Regions from separate parts of the Homo sapiens genome. Here region 1 is linked to region 2. A link is a contact called in ENCODE Hi-C data. All regions are on one chromosome and are shown on one strand. Each heading gives the region's core, a stretch centred on a gene start or an enhancer-like site at or near the end of the contact. The rest is flanking DNA. Distances are from core to core; before and after follow the strand shown. Region 1 has its middle 24 kb from the start of ROS1. Region 2 has its middle 96 kb from the start of RFX6.

Region 1 (6,700 bases), core at 3,202-5,701, 470 kb before region 2:
GTGATTCAATTTCATAATTTCTCTCATTGCTGGGTGTGGTGGCTCATGCCTATAATTCCAGCATTTTGGGAGGCCGGGGTGGGAGGATTGCTTGAGCTCGGGAGTTCAAGGGCAGCCTGGGCAACATAGTGAGACCCTGTCTCTACAACAAATAAAAAAAGTAGCCGGGTGTGGTGGCATACACCTGTAGTCTCAGCTACCTGGGAGGCTGAGGCTGGAGGATTGCTTGAGCCCATGAGGTCAAGGCTGAAGTGAGCCATGATTATACCATCCCACTCCAGTCTGGGTGACAGATTGAGACTCTGTCTCAGATAATAATAATTATTATTATAATTATAAATTATCTCAGTACTTTGTATCACACACTACACTTAAAACTATCAAATACCTCTATAATGTTAGTTTTGGACAACATTTTTGCAAAACTTTAAAACTGTATCTTCCGCCGGGCACAGGTGGTTCATGCCTGCAATCTCAGCACTTTGGGAGGTCAAGGCAGGAGGATTGCTTAAGCTCAGAAGTTCAAGACCAGCCTGGGCAACATGGCAAAACCCTGTCTCTACAGAAAAAAAAAAAAAAGCACCAAAAATCAGCCAGGTGTGGTAGCACGCACCTGTAGTCCCAGCTACTCAGGAGGCTGAGACAGAAGGATCACTTGAGCCTGGGAGGTGGAGGTTGCAGTGAGCTGAGATGGCATCACTTCTCTCCAGCCTGGGTGACAGAGTGAGACTGTCTCAAAAAAAAAAAAAAGTATCTTCATTGCCTTAAAAATTACAAAGGTAATAGATATATGGAAATTCCAAACAACATAAAAATGAGTAAAGCAGAAAAAGCCTTGAAATGAGGCAAGTTTAGGAAAGGATAAGAGTCAGAGATATCTATAATAAAAAACCACTGATGACACTTTGATGGAGGTCAAGTGTTCTGTCTCAGTAGTCCTAGGGCAGGGGCCACAGCTGTCCAGCTTTCTAACTTGCATTAGGACTCATGTCACTGCCTTACTGCTTCTTGGGTTAGCTATATAGGTATTTCCCATACAAGCCTCTGTCCTCCCTTGTGTAAAGAGCCCCAGGACAGCAGGATGGTTCAGTGGAAAAAGGTCAAGGTAAGTATCAGGCCCAGGTTCAAACCTTGCTCTGCACTGAGTAGGTCACTGAGCTTTCCAGTTTGTTTCTTCATTTGCACCTGTGGATAAAAACCACAAGGATTAGACAGCTAGCTTTGGTAGTAAGGAGTTCAGTAAGTGGAAGCTATTATGATTACCACCCTCAGGTAGTTCTAGTTTGAACTTCAGGACCTCAAAAATAGTAACTCAGATTTTCAGACGTCAGCATAGGCAGCTCCAGGGGAAGTTCCTATGGACAAACCTTAATGAGCTCAGAAAGCTGGTTTTGCATGCCGGAGCAACCAACAACAGACAAGTTGCCTTCATGGGCCTTTGAAATCTGTTACAAAGTTGAGCAACCATCCCAAAAAGAAACATTGAAGATTTAGTTTTCAAAAGCATCGTTCATCTCAGAAGAGTGCTTGTATCGCCTATTCTACCAAACAGGATGTTGTTATGTAAACTTCAGGATCTATTGAGAAACTCTCCAAGTGGGAAGTCCCTGGCCTCGTGGGAAAAGAGAGTAATTGTATTAACTAATTAGCAAAGGATCACTTCACACATATCAGGCAATACTATTTAGAGAAAGGATTATTTAACTCAGACTAATACGGGAGTTTTCACACTCCTAGGTATATATTTTATGCCTCAAAGATCCTCTGCAGCAAAAGTATTGCAGTCCTGGAGGGCACTTGTTAATATTAAAAACAAATGAAAACAACTCAGATCAATCTAATTGTTATTATCCAGTAGTTTTGTTTAGAAGAGTCACAGAAGTAGGCATTTAGATTGTCAAAACAAAAGTTCATAGAACAGGGTAGATAATTTAAACATGTGCTATCTTAGTCTCTCCTAGATTAGATTTTCATTGCCTACATGTTTGCCTACATGTTTGCATATCAGCAATGCCATCATAAATGTCTGAATCAACGTGGCTGAAAGAAACACCACTAAGATTGAACTGAAGACTCCTAGAAGAAAACAGATAACAGCAGAAATAGCCCTGAGAGATCAAATTGCTTTTTATTCCATGGACATCATGATTTGACACAGAAAGGTTAGAAAATACAAATATATATCACTGAGTTCAAATTTAGTTTGTGTTTATCTTTCTTTTGCTAAATTATCTTTGCTCAGCTGTTGAGCCTATAGTGCCTCATTATTAACAGAAGGTGAAAGCTGGCCTGGGGTGCCAGTTACAAACCATAACAGAGAAGCTGTTTTTCTCAGATATTTCAGTGTTGTTTTTTAATCATGTAAGTGGCTGGTGCATACATTTTCCCTTACCTTTAATCACATGAACAAACTAAAATAACTTCTAAATTCCAAGTCTGTTGCTGTTTGCTAGAAAAGGTATACATTTCCCCAGGAGGGAAAAAGGAGTCTAGAAGAAAGGAAAAAAGAATCTAGAAGAAAAAAATATGCAAAATAAATGTCAGGCTTGCAAACACTGGGTTTATGCTAATGGAGCCAATGCACATTAAAGGTCATTGTTTTCGTGTCCATTTCCCTGAGGGTAGATATCTGCTAAGGATGCTGTCAGAGTGGGTCCAGCATTTGATGAGAGGTTGTGCTACGATCATACTTCCTCACTTTAAGGACTTTCACACACTCATGTGTTGGGATTGACCGGAAACCATATACAAGTAATTTATTTCTAAAAATCAAGGATTGAAGCCAGGGAGTAGTTAATTTAAAAATAAAGATTTGAGATTACCCTTATAATGCCCCTTAAAGTCACTCATGTGAATTTCAATATTCTTTCTTAAGTGAAGGGAAAGAGGTGAAGTTGCATTCTATTAAATGTCACAGGCATATATAGCACTAGAAAACATGACCTGTGTTTTTTTTTTTGTTTTTTTTTGGTGAGAAAATGTCTGAAAATACTGAGTTGTGTGATTTCTAAGGTTTCTATGATTCTATAATTCTGTCAAAAGCATTTTTAAAAACAAGCTCCGAAAAAGGCATCCAATTTGTATTTCTTGTCTTTACCCTGTGGTTCAGATATATCAATAGTTAGCCATAAGTGGCTGTTTATCAATATAAAATAAAGCAACTGGTTTCACAAGTAGTTGGTTGGTCTTACCCATTTTCCCATAAAATCGCATAGTTCAAATAAAAGATGAAGTTTGGTTAATTTAGCTTTTACTTCAATTCCGAGTTTGTAGAGTGTTACACCGCCACCCTGTGGACATAAGTTTTTCAGCTTCTAGCAAGGCTTTTTTTCATTTTTTTTTTCTTTCTTTGAGACAGGGTCTTGCTTCCGTCACCCAGGCTGGAGTGAAGTGGTGCCATCTCTGCTTAGTGCAAACTCTGCCTTCTGGGCTCAAGTGATCCTGTCATCTCAGCCTCCCAAGAAGCTGGGGCTACAGGCCCGTGCCACAACCCCAGCTAATTTTTGTATTTTTTGTAGAGATGGGGGTTTTGCCGTGTTGGCTGGACTGGTCTGAAATTCTTGGGCTCAAGCGATCCACCCACCCCAGCCTCCCAAATGTTGGAATTACAGGTGTGAGGCACTGTGCCCGGTCCCAACAAGGCCTTTGAATATGTAACTAGTATTCCACTTAAAAAATATGCAAGGCAAATAGCCTCATCGATTGTAACTCTAAAATGAGTATATATGAAAATGTTAGGCATTGTTCACTAAAAATTAAAAATAATTGTTTCCTGTTAAATGAAAGTATGGAAAATGATGGTTACTGCATAAGTCAGTTTCTTTAAATATAACCATACCTTTACCAGAAACCAAAAAACATCCCAGGAAATAGACTTTCTAGAATTGTCTTCTGAGCTAAATTCCAGTCTAGGATGATCAACTGTTCCATTTTTCCTGGGACAAAGTTTTCCCAGGACTTTAAGGCTAAAAATGGGAAAGTTGTTGGTAAACTGGGCAGAGTTTCTACATATGACACACATATGGCTCTTTTGCCCAGGGATTTTAGCCTTTTTTGCTTCTAGCAATTTGTTACAGACTTATGGGAGCTCACAGTAACCCTTAGGGTAAAAGGAAAGTCTGATGAATTAAAAGTGAATGGATCTAATGTTATTAGCAATATTATTTATTATAGTCAAAAAGTGAGAACAATCCAAATGTTTGTCAACTGCTAAGTGGGTGAAGAAAATGTGGCATATTCATATAATAGAGTATTATTCAGAAATAAAATGGAATGAAGTACTGACACACGCTACAACCTGGATAAACCCTGAAGACATTGTGCTAAGTAAAGAAGCCAGACACAAAAGACCACATATTGTATGATTCATTTATATGAAATGTCCAGAGTTGGCAGTAAAGACAAAGTAGATTAGTGGTTACCAGGGACTGTCGGGAGGGGGAATGAGGAGCGGCTGTTAATGGGTCGGGGTTTCTTTTTTTTTGGGTGATGAAAATGCTCTGGAATTCGATAGCAGTGCTGGTTGCACAACTGTAAATATACTAAAAGCCTCTGAATAGCACGCTTTAAATAGGTGAACTGTATGGTATATGAATTATATCACAATAAAGCTGTTTAAAAATAAAGTAAATAGATCCTTGGTGTCATGTTTTCATTGCAGCAGACTGTCAGCAAAAGGGATGATGAGTAGAAAGGCAGTATATGAAAAACTAGTTTATTCCTCAACATTTCCATGATTAATTACTTTCAGGTCTATAGACTATAGAATCAATTAACTTGGAAATGATTTAAGAGAGTAAGGAAGCCATGAATTTCAGATGCAATGTTTGGCTATATAGAGATTTGGAGATGTAGTGTCAGACACATCTGGGTTTTACCTCTGGCTCAATCAATCAAGCGTCAGTTTCCTCGTCTGTAAAACAGATTTCATAATTGTGCTCACTGAATTGAGCATTAAGGATTAAAGGAGTGGGGATCTTGAGCGATCTGGTTGGCCTTCCAAGGCAGGATTACTGTGACTGTTGTGCGTGCACACTCTCCTTTTCCTATTATTGCTGTTGTTTCCTGTTTTTGCCAGGTACAGACCAAGTGCTGAGTCTGGGTGAAGGAGAGAAAGCTTCTCCTCTCAGGCGATGCTGGCTCTTTGTCCCTTGGAGAGTGGCTCTGGTCTGGCTATGTTGATAAATTCCACAGAGCTGCTATTCATCAGAAATTCAAATCAGCAGATTGTTACTGGGAGAGCTTTCTACCCTAATCTCCCTGGAAAGGCAGGGTTTCAGGCGTCCTGGATCGCAAGCAGCTCCTGAGGTGGGATGAGGGACAGGATGTGATGTTTTCAAGAACCTTCTTTCTGAAGGACTTGCTCCTTTCTTCTTAGACCACTTGTTCTTCCTTCATCTTTGTTTTCTTCCAGTTAGCCGTTAGGCATCATTTTATTTCATGATGCACAGCACCTCTCTTGTCCTATATTTAAAGCAGGCATTCTCTAGTGCTCCAAAGCATGGGCATTTAGCAAAGGCTTTAAGTTTGAGCAGCAAGCCATTTCAGTTGCTTTCTTTTAGATCATTCCTATTTTTCTCTGTATCATCAAATCATCTCTTCTTATTTAAATTTTTTATTTTTATTTTTTTGATACATGGTCTCCCTCTGTCACCCAGACTGGAGTCCAGTGGTGCGATCATGGCTCACTGCAGTCTCAACCTCTTGGACTCAAACGTTCCTCCCACCTAAGCTTCCCAAGTAGCTAGGACTACAAGCATGCACCCACCATGACAGACTAGTTTTTTAAATATTCTGTTCAGATGAGGTTTTGCCATGTTGGCCAGGCTGGCTTTGAACTACTGGGCTCAAGTGATCCTGCTGCCTTAGCCTTCCAAAGTGCTGAGATTACAGGCGTGAGCCACCATGCCTGGAAAATCATCTCTTCTTTACCTTCCTTGGGCTTCATAAGCCAGGATGCCAGTGCCTCTAAGGTGCTGGTTATCACAGTACTGGCACATAGGATGTGCCTGTTGAATGCTTGCTTGAGGTGGGCAAACTGTTTAATTTATAATAATCAGCCTTTGGGGTGAAGACAGAATTCTGTGCAGTATTTTTCAAGTCCCACATCACTGCCTTTTTCTGTTCTTCTGGATGTTTTCCTCCCTCAGTATTCCCCTCATCCAGAGTCTCTGAGGGGGTGACTTTGTGGGAGGAATAAAATGGAATGTTTTTAAAGTGACTTAGCATGGCTTAACTATGATACCTCAAAATTGGCATCACCGTACCACTCATTTTTTGTTGCACTTGAACCAAAAGAGTTATACGAAGTTACAAATGTTAGGGGAGTTTGGGCCAAGCATTTCTGGAGAGGAGTTTCTGTGTGGGAGAACAGTCATAGTCTTAAATGGCTGAATCAATTTCAGGAGGAGAGAAGCAAGAAGGGCTTCTGGCCACTACTGTCTAGCCTAACGCTCAGGGAGGGAAGGGGGTGGCAGTGCAAAATTTGGAAATATTCCTTGTTCCTCCTTCCACAGGTCAGAAGGAAGTCATGCAGAACTCACCTGCAAGGGATCCAGAGAGCTCGACAGGCGGCTGAATTTAATTTCACAGAAGAATGAAGAAAACTCAGGAGAATAGAAAATTAACCTAAGATCAAAGGAGGTGAGGGAAATTGCCAAACTTGTATTTCTAGTAGGGACCATTTTTGGAATTTGTTGTT
Region 2 (6,698 bases), core at 1,466-3,965:
CAGGGTCAGGATAATCAATATTATTGTCTTCCACCTCCACATCCTGTCCCTCTGGAAGATCTTCAAGGACAAAAACATGCCTAGAGCTGTCATCTCCTGAGACAATTATGCCTTCTGGAATATCTCCTGAAGGACCTGCCTGAGGCTGTTTTACAATTAACTTTTTTTTTTAATAAATAGGGGTACACTGTAAAATAACTATTAAAAAGTCAGCACAGGAAGTTTATTTACACCAGCATCACCATAAACGTGTGAGTGATGCATTGTACTATGATATTACAATGGCTACAACATCACTAAGCAATAGCAATTTTTCAGCTTTTTTATCATGTTATGTGGTCCATAGTCCTTTGTTTATGTGGTCCATAGTTCACCAAAACATCACTATGCAGTATATGACTGTGCTAGGTTCTGTGTTCAACCCTGGAAACGTAATGATGTACAAGAAAGATATACATGGTGCTTCTCTCTCAGAGCTCACTGTCAGAGGCAGTTAACTACCCATTTGTAGGCTAGAACACCTCAGGTTTGCAATCAGCCGTAAGCCTTCCTAGGCTCTGTCCCACTGTGATGTAATTTTTTAGGCTACATTCAGCCTAAGCCTTAATTCGTGTCTTAATCCATTCAAACTGCTATAACAAAATGCCGTAAACTGGGTGGATTAGAAACAACAAACACTCCTCACAGTTCTGGATACTGGTAAGTCCAAGATAAAGGCACTGGCAGACTCCGTGTCTGGTGAGGACCCATTTCCTGATTCATAAATGGCAGTCTTTTCACTGTAACTTCACATGGCAGAAGGGACATGTGAAGTTATGGTAAAAAGTTACAGTGACCTCTCTGGGGGCTCTTTTACAAGGGAATTAATTTCATTCATGAGGGCTCTCTCTTTGTGACCTAATTACCTGATTAGGCCCCACTTCTTAATACCGTTACACTGGGGATTGGGCTTTAACATATTAGTTTGGGGGGAACACAAACAGATCATAAGTAGTCTCGATTACCACACCCTAGCCCAGTACACAGAACCAGTCATAGCTTCCTGTTGCATGGGGCTCTGAGATCAGATTGCTCATCCTCAGTTACAAGGCGCCTATTACACTCTCCTGAACTGGTCAGTGAGCTCATTTCACTGCTTGCTATCCCATTACCACTGTTCAGCTCATGAGAACTTCCCTCTGCTGTTTGCCCTTTCCACCCAGTTACTCCTCTTCTAGATCTTCCCTGCCTAGCCTGGCACTCTGCATGAGGACTGCTCTTCACACAATATGCAACCACTTCACTTACAGCTACCCATCACCTGAACAAAATCCCCCTGGATGAAGTGAGATAATGTATCTTCATCACCTACCACATCTGTTTGTTAAAAAGATGATAGATTCTACTTTCTATATAAGATAAATAATAATCATCTAGTCCTGAGCATGAACACAATACTATAAATTTGGTAATCCTTTACCAAAAAAATACATGGTTTTAGATTATTCTTTTAATGTGTTAGTCTCAGTTAAGAAATTATTACTTTAACTGGAATTTTGGAGGAACAAGACTTAGAAATGATAAAATTTGGTGGTAATCACACACAATAACAATTTTTATTGTTTGAGTCAGTGCTAGAGTTCATTCAGGTGGTATTTGGCTGGCTTTGTTAGTCTTGCTTCCCAAATTAGCTTTGCTTTCCGATCCAGATGTCAATATGTGAAATGGTCATCAGCCAAGTGCAGAAGGATACACAAGCTGGCTGCAAAACATGATGACCTATCCAGTGGAAAGATGAAACCTGACAGAGACCTGGGGACAGGCTCAGACTCTGCCTGGGAATGCTTAGGAATCTGGGGAAAAGCACATCGGAAACTTGAAAAGGGAAATGGCAAACTTCAAAAATGTACAAGCTGAAAGCTACAAAAAGCTCAACCCAACCGTCTTTGGAAAGGCAATCCCAGTCCTTGGGAATGTCATAGAGCAAATCTATTACCACATACATGAACTCTCAGTGCTAATATGGCTTGCCAATGAAAATTTGGCTCTCATGGACTGAAGCATAATCAATGATACACAAATCAACTATTCCGAGTGTATAAACGAGCTCTGTGAATTGATGAGACATGTGTAGCCCTGAGGATAAGAGGATAACAGGTGTATAGTCACTGTTTTCTCAGAGCTGGTCACATGAAAGGAGAAAGCAGTGATGCATACAGCTGTATTTATATCCTGCATTCAATCATGGAAAAAGCAGCATTCAATATCATTGTCTGCCCCCACTAAAAGGAGATCTGGATAGTTCTTTTGGGAATTTCACAAGTTATCTGGACACAGAATGTAGCCCTTACTTATTTCTCAGCTCTACAGAGTTTTAAAATGTATGTGTAGGGGAAGGGATATTTGGCATATCTGGGAACCTTCCTCACAATTTACTGCTAACCTAAAACTGCTTTAAGAAATAGTCTTTAATAATGATTTTTTCAAACCAACAAATATTATGCATTGCTTTTAAAATTCAATACCAATCAGTAAATGTGCTTTGAAATTTGTAAAGCCCAGGTAGTTAAGACACATACACTTTGTGAGTCTCTTAGAAATAGTGGCACCATCCCATCAGAGCAGGCACAATGTCTCCTTTAACAGATGGCTGGGAAAGAAGGCAGCCAAAAGACCATGTATGAACAACAAATGTGCTTCTAAGGGCGGCAGTCCAAGCAGCGAATGTTGAAATTGTTTTCCATCCTACGCTTGCAGGCCTGTGGCAAAGGGACTGGGGAATCAGTTGACTTGTGTGCGCTTAAGCAAAATGGCCAAATAGCTCCCATGACTATAGGAAAGGAGACCAGCAGATGTGGGGGCAGCAGAGTGTTCCAAGCATGGGATTAGGAATGCTCATTGTCCTTGCACCATTACGAGCAAGGCTCTTCTGCTATCTGTTAACACCATGTTTTATCTTGTTTTCATTCATACACGCTGAAGAATGAGCACAACACAGGCAGTTTGGCATCTTTAGAGATGAAAAGTATTTTCGCTAGAAAGATCAGGTACAAATCTATTTTACCTAAGAAGAGAAATATTATTTATAAGAGGGGAGGTGTCTTTGGTCTTTGCTGCCTTTCTCACTGTGCTTTAAACAAATTTCTACTACATAAATGTGGGTATAACTAGTTTATAATCTTATATATGTCTAGTTCAAGTCTTACAAGGATGCAGTGGAATATCTGCAGTGAAGAGAAGTCTTGCCCATCTATATAAGGACCTCTGGAGTAAAAAGCTGCAGTGTTTGTGAATTTTGAGGCTATGTTGTTGAATGATCATTTTTACATTAATGAGACTTTTTGGCATAGTGTGTGGATGGAACTTAAATTTTAATAGAAACATCATGTTATTAAAGCCCAAAGTCCATTGGTGAGGGTATGTGTGTATGTTTACGTGTGTGTATAAAGTTGGTTTCTATATCCAAATGACTATACATATATGAATATAAAAAAGTTACTATTTCTGGGTTTGCTGCATTGATTCTTTAAATAACTAGATTTTTACAGTACTCAGAACAACGAGACAGATAAGTTTCATTGTAAAATGAGGCCCTTGATAAATAGACTTCTGTTGTGGGACTTTTCAGTTCTTAGAAGAGTTCTTACTTTTTAAACGTATGTATTGACAACAAGTGAAAGTAGACGGAAGAAAGATTTGATCCATATGGTGCCATAAAATCCATGTTTAAGTAAACCTAATGCTACTTCTCAAACAGCACTCCACCAAGTTGACACCCATACTCTCTCCACCCTGAAAAGGTTTAGGGAATAATCACTTTTTCAACCTAATCTTTATTAGATCAACTACATTCTCTGCCATCTTATGATAGGAACCCCACTCATATATAATGCAGACTGGAGGTAAAGCCTTTAAAAATATATAATGTCCTTTCATAAGTTTTCAGGAAGTGAGAATCTTTGTATAAAATCAGGCTGGGTTATTGACTCAAGAATTCTCCCATCTGCCGAATCTAATCAGTACAGCAAACATCTTCAAATTATTCTCAGACACTGACACAGGCTTATGAAATACATTCCTTTCTATTATTTCCTGATCTTGTCCAACTTTGTACACTTTGAACCTCTAGGATTGGAAATCAATCATGCTGACAACTCATGTTATTTTTTAAAAAATTAATACTATTTGCCAAATCTTGAAATATTTCTCCCAATTTTCATCAAAAATGAAATGTTATTTATTATGGTAATGTTTTTGGAGTTGTTCGTCTGTAGTTTCAAATAATGTTGGCTTAAAATAATGTAGTTAAATATTTTGTATTTCAAAATAGCTATAAGAGATGAATTCAAATATTCTAACCACACAAAAATGATAAATATATGAGTATGCTGAAAACCCTGATTTGACCATTACACAATATATACATGTATCAAAACATCATACTGTACTCCATAAATATGTGCAATGATATGTATCAGTTAAAATAAATACTGAAATAAATTTTAATGTAGTTTGAAATGACCTGAATTTGTTGAAATTGCTGTTATAATCAGAACTACTTTAAAAGTTTAAATTTTTATTACTTTAAAATTAATAGAATTATAAAGTACAATTAAAGCTTAGATAATTCTGGAACCCAAGTACAGTTTTATAAAAGTAGGATATTTAATTTAAAATGCAAAAAAATGTCTATCAAACTAGTGCAATGAGACATGGATGACAGGTCAGATTTTTGAATTTTTGGGGCAGTGCTGCCCTCTAATGACAGTATTGAAGAACTTGCTTTATTTGGTCATTACTTAACAGAAAGTTTAGCCTCACATTTTCATTTCTGGTTACACATTAGAATCACCTGGGGACCTTTTAGAACAGTCTCCATTCCCATCCCCCAGAAACTCTGATGTATTCATCTACGTCCTGGGCATTAGTAGTTCTTATGCTTTCCTGGAAATTCAAATATGCATCATTTTAAGAAATGCTAGTTTAGGCAGAGAAACAAAGTATTAACAATACCAAAAAAATTGTATCCCAGTCCCCAGAGTATCTAGCACACCAGTGATCACCGGTCTCTTTCTGTTCTGCAATACCATTTTCAGGGACCTGGCTTCTGACCCCCCAAACTCCCTGATTAGCCATTGGCCAAGTTATTACATAGGCACAACTAGGTATAAACATACCGACATAAAGAAACACAGTATTATACATTCACAACTGCAGAAAAAAAAACAAAAAACTTTTCCTTCCAATTCCCCTGCATCTCAACTTCTTGCCAACTTCCAAACAAAAAAAAATAGCTTCATTCATTATTATAATTCAGAAGGCTTTAAAACTGATGACAATGCTGTTGGGAAGAAAGGGGAACAAAAATGGGAGGATGGCATTAAAAACAGGAGTGGGAGGTCTTTTTTATCTTGTGTATGTTTCCTGTCCTCCCCATTGCAATATAATTTTAATAATAAAGGAATTTTTGTCTGTTTCAGGACAATGCCTGGCACATAGTTAGCACTCACAGGCATTGTTTAATGGATGAACAAATAAATGAATGAATGCATGAATGAGTAGGTTTATGTTTGAGACTGGGTGAGAGAGAGAAAAAATAGAAATAAATATTTAAGGCTTTGGGAGAAGGAACAGGTAACTTCCCACTGAAGGAAAAAAGATACCTATCCAAATGAAAGGTTGAAAATACATATCACTGTAAAAAAGGGAAAAAAATGGAATAAGAATAATGGAAAAGCAAATTTATAATTAATTGGTAGAAACCTGTGAATTGTGTCAAAACCCAACTATTCCAAAACTGACCTTAAAGGTCATTTAAAGACACATGATTAGAAACAAAATTAATTAGTCACTTTTGGAGGGTTTTAGGGAACCACCTCATTATTTTGATAATTAGTAAATAGAAGGTAAAAATTAGTAACTTGTCTTTCCTACACAAACTATATCACTGGGTAACCAAACATAAGTATTTTTCTGTAGAATAGTCCAGTTATTAAGTACATAAGAAATTATTGAATTAGCATATCATTACTATCATTATCTTCCAACCCACAATGAATGAATTAATTGTTTAGGCATTGAGCATCAACAGCTGCTAACAGGACAAAGGAGTAATCATCAGACTCTTGATACCTCTTGATAGACGAACACACCACTACCTATAAAGTAATCTTGCTTAAAAAATTCAACCTATTTGGCAAGCCTCTAGGCTCAAATACCAATATACAGAGGACAAAAAAAAACTTATTAAAATATACAGAGGTGCAATCAGTAAAATCCAGAAGAAGGAAATTCTATGGGACAAACAATCTGGCTTCCTCAAAAATAATTGCAAAGAAAAGAGAGTTGGAGAAGAAATGTGTAGATTAAAATGTCTTAAAATACATATCAATGAGGCACAATTTGTGAACCTTACTTTGAAATTAATTCAAACAAATTATGAAAAATCAATGATTCATAGGGCATTAGAATTTGAACACTTACTGGATATTCTATATTAAGAAATGTTAATTTTAAGTCTAGTAATAATATTATAGTTATGTTCATTCTATATAGTGAACTATATATAATAGATATTATATATTAATTAATATAATATATTAATATAAAATATATATTATATATTAATATAAATATATAAATATATAATAACAGTATATATAAATATATATTAATCTGTATATAATTAATGAATAATAGTCTAGTATGTTTTAGAATAC

What was found. Hi-C counts contacts between places; a loop is a spot of excess contacts on that map. Pooled maps may share reads with other maps.
Region 1: a loop to region 2 is called in a map of K562, with 3 times the contacts of the local background. The contact joins two enhancer-like sites. A Hi-C loop is called at or near these places in 1 of 168 maps with a recorded cell type or tissue (K562), 1 of 37 single-sample maps with no recorded cell type and 9 of 50 pooled maps.

The regions. Positions count from the first base shown.
Region 1 is chr6:117,446,627-117,453,326 of GRCh38, reverse strand. No RefSeq gene overlaps it. Among named protein-coding and RNA genes, the nearest start is that of ROS1, 24 kb to the right of the region's middle. Within about 2 kb of position 4,451, at least 2 of the 41 ENCODE cell types and tissues checked have a DNase peak (open chromatin) inside an H3K27ac peak, as active enhancers do.
Region 2 is chr6:116,970,193-116,976,890 of GRCh38, reverse strand. No RefSeq gene overlaps it. Among named protein-coding and RNA genes, the nearest start is that of RFX6, 96 kb to the right of the region's middle. Within about 2 kb of position 2,715, at least 2 of the 41 ENCODE cell types and tissues checked have a DNase peak (open chromatin) inside an H3K27ac peak, as active enhancers do.